Regions from separate parts of the Homo sapiens genome. Here region 2 is linked to region 1. A link is a contact called in ENCODE Hi-C or POLR2A ChIA-PET data. All regions are on one chromosome and are shown on one strand. Each heading gives the region's core, a stretch centred on a gene start or an enhancer-like site at or near the end of the contact. The rest is flanking DNA. Distances are from core to core; before and after follow the strand shown. Region 1 holds the start of P4HA1 (prolyl 4-hydroxylase subunit alpha 1). Region 2 overlaps MICU1 (mitochondrial calcium uptake 1).

Region 1 (4,272 bases), core at 533-3,032:
GTCTGCCTTGGCCTCGCAAAGTGCAGGGATTACAGGTGTGAGCCACCGCACGCCCTGCCTCTTTGGTCTTATAATTACTTTATACTCCTAAAAAGTATTGAGGACTCCAAAAAGCTTTTATGTGGATCATATTTATCAACATTTACTATATTAGGAATTAAAACAAACATATAAAATATTTATTCATTTAAAACAACAATAATAAACCTGTTACATGTTAACATAACATAAATAACTTTTTTTTTGAGAGAGGGTCTGGCCATGTTGCCCAGGCTGATTTCGAACTCCTGGGCTCAGGTGATCTTCCCGCCTCGGCCTCCCAAAGTGCTGGGATTACAGGTGTGAGCCACTTCATTTGGCCTAATAACATATTTTTAATGAAAAATAACTATTTTCCAAAGCAAAATAATTTAGTGAGAAGAGTGGCATTATTTTACATTTCTGCAAATCTCTTCAGTGTCTGGGCTAATAGAAGATTCTCATATCTGTGTCTGCGTTCCATCTGTATCACAGGCATGTAGTCTCTGGAAGACCTCACTGTATTGTTATTAGAGTGAAAAAGGCAGTAAGTCTTAGTATGAAAATAAAGTCTTAGTATGAAAATAATTTTGACCTTATGGATTCCCTGACTACGCTTTCAGAACCATTGATTTAGACATCATTATATCTACTTTTTAGTTGCCTAGTGCTCCCAGAGTACCCTCTCTCTCTTTCTGTAGCTATATAATCACTCACCTCCTGCGTAAGTCAAATGTTAATTATTGCTATACTTTTTAGCATACATGGAAAACTTTAGAAACCACAATTCTTAATGAATAACAAGTCTTAGCAACTCATTTTTCTCTTTAACTGACAAGGAAAAAATTATCTTCTTCATTGTATTCTCCCTCATAGTACAGGGAGATATAAAGAAACCCTTGGTTTGGGGTTACTTTATAACTAAGGCAAATGTTAGACTAAGATCAAACGCAACATTGGGTGCCTTATATAAATTAATGTTACTGGAGAATCTAATATTTACTAAGTCATTTCTGTGTGTGAGGCATGTGTTAAGTGCTTTACATACATTATCTCATTTTATTCTCACAAGAATCTTACAAGATGGGTAGTACCGTCATTTCTATTTTACAGATGAGTAAACGGATACGGAGAGGTTGTTAATGCCTAGTGTTACACACAGGATTGAGGCAGGATTTGAATTGAGATAACCTGACCCTGGAGCTCTTAGTCTATTATCTACTGATAAGGTATAAAGGTAGGAGATAGAGCACGATTAGTATAAAATGAGTGCTGAGATGTGAGAGGAACAAGACAGCTGAGATACCAAGACTGAATCTCTATTATTTTCCACCCTAGAAAAATTCTGCTTTATTTTCTACACTCCCACGTTCCTCTTCTCATTTTTAAGATACTTTATTGCCGGCGGCCTCGTCGCTTAGGCCTGACGCGGACCCTGAAATCAAGGAGGCAAACTGAACAGGAGCGGGGGAAACCCCGTGGTAACCACGGTAACGGTGGCGGGGCGAGAACCCTGCGCAGGCGCGTTACATCCCACTCCCGCTTACCCACACCACGGCGGCCGGTCCCAGCCACTCCTCTCGGCCTCAGACTCCACGGGCCGGCCACGGGTGGGGGCAGCAGGGAGGCACGGGCTTGGCGCCTGCGCAGTCGCCGGGGCGCTGGTGTGATCGAGCTCACGTAGCGAGGGCTGCAGTCGCCTCCTCCCTGGCGCTGCCATCGCGGCCTAGAGGTTATAAAAGGGCTAACGGGCTCCCTCTGCTGCCCAGTCGCGCCGCCAGCGGGCTGAGGGTAGGAAGTAGCCGCTCCGAGTGGAGGCGACTGGGGGCTGAAGAGCGCGCCGCCCTCTCGTCCCACTTTCCAGGTGAGACGCTCCCTCGATCCCGGAGACTGAGGCCACTGGGCAGCCGTGGACCTTCTCGGACGGCTGCGGCGATCCATTCCTTCCCGCTGTGGTGGTACTTCTGGGGCGGGGGTTCCCCAGGTTACCACAGCAGCCTCGGTTCCTTCCCCTCGGGAGACTCGGCCCCTCTCCCTGCGCCACGCGACTCCCGGCGCCCGCGCTCCTTCGTGCCCCCCTTCCCACCTCTGTCCCTAGTGCGCCTCGGACCGCTGGGGCTGCTGCAGCCTCAGTCCCCGCCCTAGGGACCAGGACTTTCTTGAATTTTCCTTCCCGGGGAGGAATCACTCTGTTGCTTTTTTTTTTTTCCAAGTTCCCCTGCACCTGGTCCTCCCTAACGAGGCTAAGGGGAACGCAAGCGCGGGGCGTGGGCTTTTGGCCGCCACAGCCGCAGATGGTTCGCATGTGGCGGTGGAGAGCGGATTTTAAGGCTTGGAGCTGGATCCGCAGCGCGCCAGGCATTTTTGCCCTATCGAAAGTCGCCGGGAGCTGGGGGGACCTCCCCAGAAAGTTCCGGCTGAACTCATCTGTTGCGCGCAGCGGTGCAGCATTAGCTGCCAGACGTAGCCCGGGGCGCCGAGCTTTCTGCTCGTAGCGCCGAGGAAGTAGGCTCTCAGGTCACCTCGTCGTCAGGGAAGCTTCCTTCCCTCTTCTTCCCCATAACTTTTTTTAAAAAGAGACAAGAGCTCTTCTCTCAATCTCTGTCTCTCTGTCTCTCTCTGCCGAGAATTTGCAGCTTTTAAAAGTCCACATCAGTCCAACAAATTCCATGGTTGTGTGAGGATTTTGAGTTGGATTACATGGCTGGCCCCCGGATGTATGTTTCAATGGGGAGGAAGGATGGTATGATAACTGTGAGACTCTTTCTCCTAAATAATCGACTCTGTTACATACAAATTCAATGTTTAGACACTAACATCTTACGCGTTCCGGATAGAGTGAAGACTCTTGGAATTTTGCACTGTTTTCTTTAAGAAAGGGTTGAAGAAGCAGCTAGATCCTCTTTTAGGAATTGATCTAAAAGGCCAAAGAGACTTGCCAATTTCCACTTAACTGTTTCTGGTTTCTCCGAGAGCAGTGGTTCTCGGACTTTCGCTTGGAATGCACTCGGAGGGGATGAAATAGCCACTACGTGAAGGGGGGAGGGGCAAAGACGTGGCAGCAGCGTTCTTTCATCAATTTTTTACTCTTTTTTTTTTTTTTTTTTAAAGTTCTGGTTAGAAACGTATTTCCCCTTTTAGGTTTAGACGTAGCTTATGAATGAGGCTAGTCTTTTCCTAAAATAATCAGATGAAGAATTCAGTCTGCATAGCAGGAACGTTGGAAGTTAATTTAAAAAACATTTTAAAGGGATTTTTAGAATCAAGTTTCTATGGAGAAAATCGGTATCCTAAGACGATATATTCAAGAAGCTGAAAGTGAACAACCTCAACTATATTTTGTCTTCATGTGAAATGTGAATACACACCCCGTGATTTTTTTTTTTTTTTTTTTTTTTTTTTAGCTTGTGAGCGTAATTTAAGAATCTGAAATGTGAACTTCAAATTTTACTTTTTTCTTTATGTGGGAAAAGAGACTTTATCACTTACCTTTAATAAAATTCATAGTCAGTTTTGGTTTTGGGACATTGTGCCTTAAGTCCTGCCATTGTTTTTGATAGCTGATGACAAATGTTTCTTAGATTTACATAGACTAACTAGGAAAAGGACTATTTCTGTCTCTTTTAAATGGGTAGTGCTGTTTTTATTGACATTTTGAAATGAGTTTTATTTTGAAGTACTGAAAATCAGGACTTTGGTAGGCGGATAATTACATTGGCCATTTTGTGTTTTGGTAACTTAGATGGTAAAACAGTTGAAAAATGTGTACAACTTTTAATTATGCCAAAAAAATTAGTGCAAAAGACTATTGAAAAAAAGTTTTATATTGCCTTGTAGTCTGGGTTGTTGCAGATGAATCTTGGCTTTTTGGCAAGGAGCTGTTAACCTTTTCTATTAGTGCAGAATAAGTTGTATACTGAAAAGCAGTGTTTTTCAGTAGGGCAATTAAGTTCAAACGGCATTTATTCCAGAGATGCAGCAAGAGCTGGGACAGCCATAAAGCTTGTGAGCCTTCCTTTCTGTGGAAGGAATGCTTTATTTTACTTAGCAACCAGTTATCAACTAGGATATAATTATTGCTCTTGAATTGACCTGTGAGATACATAATAGTGGTTCTCAAACTATTTTAAGGTCATGAAATCCTTTGAGAATCTGATGAAAGGTGTGGTCCTATGTCAGAAAATGCAAATACACCCTACATGGAATTTTGTATGTCACTTCCTGCCCCCCCACTCAAGTCCATTCATGAACTTT
Region 2 (4,037 bases), core at 648-3,147, 530 kb after region 1:
AACATGCAGTGTTTGGTTTTTTGTCCTTGCGATAGTTTGCTGAGAATGATGGTTTCCAGCTTCATCCATGTCCCTACAAAAGACACGAACTCATCATGTTTTATGGCTGCATAGTATTCCATGGTGTATATGTGCCACATTTTCTTAATCCAGTCTATCATTGTTGGACATTTGGGTTGGTTCCAAGTCTTTGCTATTGTGAATAGTGCCGCAATAAACATACGTGTGCGTGTGTCTTTATAGCAGCATGATGTATGATCCTTTGGGTAATTTTTTTTTTTTTTTTGTATTTTTAGTAGAGATAGGGTTTCACCATGTTGGTCAAGCTGGTCTTGAACTCCTGGGGTCAAGTGACTTGCCCACCTCAGCCTCCTAAAGTGTTGGGATTACAGGCATGAGCCACCATGCCCAGCCTCTAGAGCTATCTTAGCCCTATTAATATAGCATGATCTTTCTGGGATGTTACTAAATGCCTTGGGTGTTCAGTGAGGTTCCTCTAGTCTGACTTGGTAGAGCTTGATTGTTTCCTGCTTGTGAGCTCTGGAAATTGACTGGCCTGTGGCTCCTTGGCAACTACTTTGTGTAGTTTCATCCTAAGAATGCACTGCTGAGTGTTGACTCAATACTCGAGAGTGTTCTGTGTACATTTTTGGAGCTCTTTCTCTGTGTGACTTTTTCCTTTTGAGTCCTCTGCCTCACCAATTCCAGGCACCTCAGGTTTTCCAAACTTTGATCTCTGTCACTTTAGTTTAGCAAGATCACTGTATTTGGCTTGGGATCCTCTTTGTGGTCTAGAAAATGTTTCCAGACAGAAATTCTGGGCAATTATAGGCCTCCATTTTTCTTTTCTTTTTTTTTTTTTTTTTTTCTTTTTGAGATGGAGTCTCACTCTGTCACCCAGGCTGGAGTACATTGGTACAATCTCGGCTCACTGCAACCTCTGCCTCCTGGGTTCAAGACATTCTCCTGCCTCAGCTTCTCAAGTAGCTGGGACCAGGCAAGCACCACCACACCCGGCTAACTTTTGTATTTTTAGTAGAGATGGTTTTTTGCCATGTTGGCTAGGCAGGTCTCGAACTCCTGACCTCAAGTGATCCACCCACCTCGGCCTCCCGAAGTGCTGGGATTACAGGTGTGAGTCACCACGCCTGGCCAGGCCACCATTTTCTTAGAGAGTTGCATACTGTGCAGTGTCTGAAAGCAGTCATTTGATATATTTTGTTCAATTTTCTGTATTTTTGCCCTGGTAGGAAGTCAGATCTATTATCGTTTGCTCCATTATGGCTGTAAGCAAAAGTCTTCTTTTTGTATTTCATCAGTTCTGTAATATTTAATTAATTTTAGTATTATATCATTGCAGCAATGGCTTCAACTACCAGAAATACTTATATTATTTTTTAAAAAAGAAATACTTATATTATTTTGGTCCCCTATTTCTTCTTTATTTATGTTCCTTTTTATTGTAGTGAAAGGTGCATAACATAAAACTTACATCTTAACCATTTTTTTCTAAAGACCTTGATATTCCACCCTTTCAGTTACAGTTGGGACAAGGGGAGAATGAGAATGGGAAGAGTTGGAGTGAGATGAAGAACAAGGAGGCGCTCTATGGCTGGAAGTCTAGTACATTTAGTTTTTGTACTGGAAGGGCTCATCGTCTCTGGTTTCAATGGGAAGACGTGTGGATGAGGGCTTCTGTCACATGTCTTCACCATTTTAAAATATGCAGTTCAGTAGTTTAAAGGGTATTCACATCATTGTGAAACAGATCTCCAGAACGTTTTCATCTTGCAAAACTGAAACTCTACTTATTCAAGAGCAACTTCCTTGCTTCCCCTTCCCTCAGCCCCTGGTAACCCCCATTCTACTTTCTGTTTCTGTAAATCTAAATATTCCAGGTAACTCATGTAAGTGAAGTCATACAATATTTGTGGTTTTGTGACTGGTTTATTTCACTTAGCATAACGCCCTCAAGATTCATCCACGTTGTAGCTTGTGACAGGATTTCCTTTCCTTTTAAAGCTGAAAAATATTCCATTATCTGTATATACCACATTTTGTTTATTCATCTGCCAATGGACTTTTGAGTTGTTTCCACCTTTCAGCTATTGTGCATAGTGCTGCTGTGAACATGGATGTGCAAATATTTATTTGAGACCCTTTCATTTCTTTGGGATATATAACCAGAGATCATGTGGAAGTTCTATTTTATATTTTTTGAGGAACTTCTTCATGTAGAATATTTGACAAATTTCATTGCTGTTGCTCTGCTAAGCTGTATCTGTTTGCTTATTTGTCTAGTATGATGGACGTTCAAGATTAATCTAGATTTCTTTTTTGCATATCCAGGGCCCATGCAGAATCTCCACCATGTGTAGACAACCTAAAAAGTGACATCGGTGATAAAGGGAAGAATAAAGATGAAGGGGATGTTTGTAACCATGAGAAAAAGACTGCAGATCTTGCCCCTCACCCAGAAGAGAAAAAGAAGAAACGTTCTGGATTCAGAGACAGAAAAGTATGAAACATAGTCTTATAAGTTGATCAGAAGTATATCTTAAAGTAGAATAATGCAGTTCAATCTTTTTAATCATATGTTTCAGATGGTTCATCTTCACTTTCAAGTTATCACTTCTTTGCTATTTTCTATCATGTTCTAAGCCAAAAGTACTCTTGGAATGTGAGGTTAAAGGAGGTAGTTAAAAGGATCTAGGACCAATAACCATGATTAGCATATTTTTTCTTAGTTCTTTCAGTTCAACTGCCTAAGGTGATTCTTTTTTTCTGGATCTTCCTGATGCTAAATGTTATCATATATGTTAAGTTGAGTCTTTGTGGTATTTCTGATATCGGGTTGTAGAGACAGAATAAAATCTCTTTGGAAACATAACTTCTAGAAGACCAAGTAACTTTGAGGACAGCACAAACTTCAAATGACTATCAAGATTTTATGTAATTAGGCCCCGCATGGTGGCTCATGCCTATAATCCCAGCACTCTGGGAGGCGGAGGTGGGTGGATCACCTGAGGTCAGAAGTTCAAGACCAACCTGGCCAATGTGATGAAACCCTGTCTCTACTAAAAATACAAAAACTAGCCTGGCATGGTGGCATGCACCTGTAGTCCCAGCTACTCAGGAGGCTGAGTCAGGAGAATTGCTTGAACCCGGGAGGTGGAGGTTGCAGTGAGCTGAGATTGTGCCACTGCACTTCAGCCTGGGCGGCAAAGCAAGACTGAGTCTCAAAAAAAAAAAAAAAAAAAAAAAAGATTTTATGTAATTAACACAACCTGCTGTTATGTAGCTTTGCCTCAGCGAAGTTTCAGTTCCACTACAGCAGTTCCTATGATATCAGGTATTTGAGTTCAGCAAACATGAGTGATGAACAATGAAAAGGATGGATTTCTTAGACATTTTGCATGTCAAGGTTAAAATTCAGGGAGTTGCGTTCAGTTGCTAAACTATAGCTAATAATGCAACAAGATAATTTGAGTTATTTCTGCGTTTTGTGTGTTTGTGGTTTGTGTTTGCAAGAAGAGTTCTTTGTAAAATCTGGATCTTCTGTCTGGTTTCATATGTTAGATGAAGTAATTTTTTTATTTTTGGAGACAGAGTCTCCCTCTGTTGCCCAGGCTAGAGTGCAATGGCATGATCTTGGCTCACTGTAACCTCCGCTTCCTGGGTTCAAGCGATTCTCCTGCCTCAGCTTCCCAATAGCTGGGATTACAGGCATGCACCACCATGCCCCGCTAATTTTTGTATTTGTAGGAGAGATGGAGTTTCACCATGTTGGCTAGGCTGGCCTCGAACTCCTGACTTCAGGTGATCCGTCTGCCTCGGCCTGCCAAAGTGCTGGGTTTATAGGCATGAGCCGCCATGCCCAGCCTAGATGAAATTATTAAATGTGTTTTCTCTATACCCAAATCCATTTCTGATAGAGGTGAATTGAACAAAAGTCATGCATCACAAGTCAATTATCAAGTGTCCTTGTTTTTCTGTCAGGATACATTTATTTATTGTTTTGCCCTGAGTGAATTCAA

Evidence for each region. Hi-C counts contacts between places; a loop is a spot of excess contacts on that map. ChIA-PET counts read pairs that join two places held with the same protein, here RNA polymerase II (POLR2A). Pooled maps may share reads with other maps.
Region 2: a pooled map shows a loop between it and region 1 (7-fold over the local background). The contact joins the enhancer-like site here to the promoter of P4HA1 in region 1. A Hi-C loop is called at or near these places in 6 of 50 pooled maps. POLR2A ChIA-PET finds 5 or more read pairs at or near these places in 6 of 52 experiments (BJ, Caco-2, GM12878 and 2 more).

Annotation. Positions count from the first base shown.
Region 1 is chr10:73,094,376-73,098,647 of GRCh38, reverse strand. P4HA1 (prolyl 4-hydroxylase subunit alpha 1) reads left to right here and starts at 1,782. Exons shown (of 15, transcript NM_001017962.3): 1 at 1,782-1,882. RefSeq lists enhancers at 1,332-1,401, 1,646-2,401 and a silencer at 1,432-1,761.
Region 2 is chr10:72,561,376-72,565,412 of GRCh38, reverse strand. MICU1 (mitochondrial calcium uptake 1) reads left to right here. Exons shown (of 12, transcript NM_001195518.2): 3 at 2,350-2,518. Among named protein-coding and RNA genes, the nearest start is that of MICU1, 63 kb to the left of the region's middle. RefSeq lists a silencer at 3,348-3,457. Within about 2 kb of position 1,897, at least 3 of the 41 ENCODE cell types and tissues checked have a DNase peak (open chromatin) inside an H3K27ac peak, as active enhancers do.